Regions from separate parts of the Homo sapiens genome. Here region 1 is linked to region 2. A link is a loop called in an ENCODE intact Hi-C map of the cell type or tissue named here. Cell type or tissue: PC-3. All regions are shown on one strand.

What was found. Peaks named below come from ENCODE experiments on the same cell type or tissue, not always from the same donor. Only the 100,000 strongest peaks of a DNase experiment are listed, where the experiment ranks them.
Region 1: it touches region 2 in a loop (3-fold over the local background); 2 of 110 quality-filtered maps call a loop at or near these places.

The regions. Positions count from the first base shown.
Region 1 is chr5:75,621,340-75,623,839 of GRCh38, forward strand. The region is part of intron 3 of ANKDD1B (ankyrin repeat and death domain containing 1B); the gene reads left to right. Among named protein-coding and RNA genes, the nearest start is that of ANKDD1B, 11 kb to the left of the region's middle. In PC-3, no CTCF peak of the experiment used is centred here; a DNase peak (open chromatin) is centred at 1,442; H3K4me3 peaks cover 770 bases; H3K27ac peaks cover 1,901 bases.
Region 2 is chr5:75,680,467-75,682,966 of GRCh38, forward strand. All of the region lies in intron 10 of POC5 (POC5 centriolar protein), which reads right to left. Among named protein-coding and RNA genes, the nearest start is that of POC5, 36 kb to the right of the region's middle. In PC-3, a CTCF peak has its summit at 967 (motif pointing left); no DNase peak of the experiment used is centred here.

The DNA of each region.
Region 1 (2,500 bases), 59 kb before region 2:
GAAGGTATGGAAGGAAAAGAAAAATCAGGAAAGTCACTGCAGGATTGTCCTTACTTTGAGTTCTGATTTTTTCCCCAATCCACCTGATACCATTTACAGAGTCCTCAGCTGTTCCATGCATTCTTTTTTTTTTTAATTTTAATTTAAAATTTGTGTGGGTATATAGTAAGTGTACGTTCCATGCATTCTTTCCAGAGATTTTATTTGTTTTGGTGGCAGAGACAGAGTGGACTGTGCTTACTTCGTTTTAACAAAAACCATAACCCCAAATCTCTAACATACCAAAGTAGCGGGAATCATACAGCAAACACCTATGTATCCATTGCCCATATTAGATTGCATCTTTTCTTTTAAACAGAATATCTGAGGATTGCCATGTTTCTAATATGTTAAATACAGGACTGGTTTGTGTCAGAGTGCAAATCAATTATTCCTGAAATGATGGAGAGATATTTCACCAACTTGTTCTCCTTGAGGTTTTTCTAAACATCTATTTGTATTACCTTGTCTCTGAAGCATGACTATTTCTCTTAACTTTGCCTGAAGATTGAAATAATGTCAGGTGGGAAATATAGTAATTCCTGGTGTGTCTCTTTTTCCTGCTTTGAAGGTTTCACTAAGTTAAATATATTTATAACTAATTAAATCATCTACAGTGGCATTACTCTGTAACTAGTAAAATGTTTTTCATAATTCAACCAAGGTCATGTTTGACCCAATCTGGCAGCTTCTTTATCTGAATGGTGAGCCTTGAGTTTGACTTCTTCTAAGTTCTAACACCATTTGCAAAGAGCCAACAGTTGATCCCCTTCACCATCAATATTTATTCAGTGGCTGTTGTGCATATGTCTCAGTGTCAACTACTGAGGATTCAATTAGACAGAAGTCATTGCTATTTAAAGTGTAGTCCCAGGACTTGAAGCATGCACATCACCTGCAAGCTTGTTAGAAATGCAGGATCTCAGGCCCCACCCCAGGCCTTAATCAGAATCTGCATTTTTAAAAAATTCCTAGGTGATTGTTTTTGGGAAGCACTGGTATGAAATAGAGTCATGGCTTTGCAGGGCCTACAGTCTATCTGGGGAGCAAGGACAGAGACTGTACCAGCTGAGTACCATTCAAGGCACTGCATGCTAGGGACCAAAGTGAGCAGCAACCCCGAGTCCTGGGAAGAGGCAGACTGGATAAATGGAGGCTCTTACTCCAGACAGGTGTAAAGAATCCCAGGTGGGTGCAAGTGGTGCTCAGAGGATAAAAACATCTGCTGACAAAGCTTCTTACCTCTGGGAAGCTCCTAACATGGAAGTGTTCCCCAGAGGAAATTATTGGCCTCACCTATGACGAGACTGGCAATGAGGACAGGTTATCAGTGACTATTGAGCAATGTACACTTTACAGAGCTTCGTGAGCCAACTGTGAGTGTAATTTGTGACACATGGTCTTAAGTAGTCTCAGGCATGCCAGTTTTATATCAGAAGAATTTCTTTTATGGAGGTTCTTCTCGGGGAGTTTACACCTGTGAGCGGTGATTCATTGCCTCTGAGGAACAATGGCTCCACTCTGAGTTTGTGGTTTTAGAGACTCAAGTTGATTGCAGCTTGAATTCCCAGCTTTTAGATTTTATGATCGGAGCTTCGAATTTTAAAATGTAGGCTGCTTTGAAATTAGGAATTACCTTTTAGGGAAAAATAGATCTCCTATCAAAGAGTGATTTGTCACCTGTCTCAAATATTTCTGGTGGTTTTTTTTTCTTTTTGAGGTGGAGTTTCACTCTTGTTGCTCAGGCTAGAGTACAACGGCGCAATCTTGGCTTGCCGCAACCTCCTCTTCCCAGGTTCAAGCGATCCTTCCAAGTAGCTGGGATTACAGGCATGCGCCACCATGCCTGGCTAATTTTGTATTTTTAGTAGAGATAGGGTTTCTCCATGTTGGTCAGGTTGGTCTCGAACTCCTGACCACAGGTGATCCGCCCACCTTGGCCTCCCAAAGTGCTGGGATTACAGGCAGGAGCCACCGTGCCTGGCCTTCTGGTCTCTATTTGAAAGCAGATTTAGTATTACTAAATATAGAGCGCTGACTTGTAGGGAACTCCAAATTAAGAGGTGGAATTGTGTTTAGGGAACATGTTTTGAAGAACCTCAAGTAGTCAGTCATTGTTCATCATTTCTCTTTGGAACAAAGAGTCCAGAAATGAAGAGTCTTCTTCATGCTGGAATTGTAAACCTACAAATGGACTAACTCACCGTCTAGAGTGATAGCTGAAATATAAATTTGATAGGATATGCACATTAAGAGTGGGGTTTCTCAACAGTGGTGCTATTGACATTTTGGGCCTGATAATTCTTTGTCGTTGGGGCTGCCCTGTGTATTGTAGGATGTTTAGCAGTGTCCCTGGCCTCTATCCACTAGGTGCCAATATTAACCTCCCCCCACCCACGGCATGACAGTAAAAAATATCTCCATACATTTTTCCAAATGTTTCCTGGGGGCAAAATCACCC
Region 2 (2,500 bases):
ACTTCTAAAAGAAATCTCTATACGCTCATTGAATTAAATAGAAGTTGTCTTAAATGGCTCGCATGTTTACTGTCGGCTGCTTGTTTTCAGATGGTTTGTCACTTGTACTTGTTAATGTTTATTTAATGTATTAAAAATTGTATAAATTGATGAAAAAGTTGAAAATGCATAAGGACAATTTAGAAATAATTCATAAAGATAAATTATTAGAAAAAAGTTGCTACTAATCAGGGGGAGGAAAGAAAAACCTAGAAGGATTCTCTAATCAGATTGTTTGGAAAGTTTTGTTAGGTTCATGCTTTACAGAAACTGAAATTGGAGATCATAGAAAATATATTGGGTGTGGTTTATATTAAAAAGATGACAATTACAATCTTTGACCCCACATTCAGTTTGGCTCCACATTTAAAACCAGCAAATTAATACATATTTATGTTTTAGGATAAAATAATGCATTAGGTATGTATCATTCTCTGCAAATTAAATGACCACTTACTGGTACCAATCATGTTGGAGTTCATTAAATTTATCAGCTTAGCTGACTTTAAAAAATGCTATAAAAATAAAAATTCTAGCATTTTAAGCCACATCAACATAAGCAACAAAATTGAAAGGAGTAAGAAAAAAAATGAAATGACATTAAAAACAGTATTTGTAGCTTAATATTTGACAGAGAGACAGTACAGATCATTGGTTAAGAGTAAGAGGTCTAAATCAGATTTTCAAAGTCTGAATTCCAAATCAGTTACTAATCGTGTCCTTAGGCAAGTTGCATACTCTCTAAGCCTCAATTTCTTCATTTATAAAATGGAGAACGCAGTACCAACTCCCTAATGATACCCTTTCACTTTCTATTCAAATGAAGAGGAAAATTAGAAGAGAAACTTTACTAAAGGTCTTTACCAAATAGCTTTAAAATTCAGTGAAAAATATTTCCCCTCAATTATTCCAATTGAAGTTAGAAAAAGAATAAAATGCCATCTACTGTTCAACTTTATGAACTGCAATATGCTTGCTTGTATAACTGTCCAGCCTTTTTTGAAAAATGGTTTCCACCATGAAATTCTGATATTGTCTTTAACATACTGAGGATGTCTGCATTAAAGAAAATCATTTTAATATTATTATTTTTTAAATAATTTTATTTAAATTTAAATAATTTTTTAAAATAATAATATTTTAAAATAAGATATTATTTTATTAGCATGGTAATCTTCCATTCTCCAGTTATTTGTTTGCTAATTCTCTGTACTTTCTGGACCTATCTCCTTTTAGCTACTGGAAATACCAAGAAAAACTGAAAAAAATTTTTGAATGTTCATAGGAAGCCTCTGTGATTAAAATGACAAGAAAGATAACCAAGCCAGGATTGCAAATCTCTCTCTTCTTTTCCTATTCCCAACAATGATGGTTTCACAGTAAGTTAGCCAACTACTGGATTTATTCCTACTTTTGTTATCAAGTTTCTTTTAAAAACAAAAACACATATTTGAGGTAAATCTGAGTATTTCAACTATATAAGGAAGGAAGAAAACTAAGATTATACTTAGAGATAGATTTAATTGTGATTCTCTTTTCTCCCTGGCCCTAAAGGCCACTTACTTATGTGACTGAAATGGAGTGTGTATCTGTTTTTGAAGAAGTGGATATAGTGGGATAGGGCAGACAGGGAAGGGCTGTCTACAGAATATTATGGTTTTCAGGTTTCAAAGACTTCAACACTATCTCCGATGACCAGATTATTCAAAAAGTTAGCAATAAAAAGGGTGCTAAGCAAACTCATTCATTCAGTTCTTCCCATACATATTCAGGTTTACATATAAATGCAGATGTACCCATGAAGTTACATTTTAGGAAGAGAATTTTGAAAAATCTAGCTCCGCGTGTGTTAACTGCATATGCAAGATGAATGAGAAACCAGAACATAAACACAGTGAGTGAATGTTTAAATGAGGTCATCTGTGCAGGATCACACTTCAAAATGTGTAATCATGGAAAACAAACACAGCTGAAAATATGTCAGAGTTGAATTTTAGTGTTTTATTTCTTTCTTTTTTTTTTTTTTTTGAGACAGAGTCTCACTCTGTCACCCAGGCTGCAGTGCAATGGCATGATCTTGGCTCACCGCAATCTCTGCCTCCCGGGTTCAAGTGATTCTTCCACCTCGGCCTCCTGAGTAGCTGGGATTACAGGCGCATGCCACCACGCCCGGCTAATTTTTTTGTATTTTTGTAGAGACAGGGTTTCACCACATTGGCCAGCGTGGTCTCAATCTCCTGACCTTGTGATCCACCTGCCTCGGCCTCCCAGAGTGCTGGGATTACAGGCGTGAGCCACTGTGCTCGGCCAATGTCTTATTTCTAAGTCACAGCTCCCCCACATAAATTTCTCTTAGCCATGTGCTAGATATTTTTCAAACTCTTTGTGTCAATAATTGGTAAATAACTGATCTCAATGTATTTTCTCCCAAAGTTAGTAGCTCTCGAAAGGTAAAAATTCA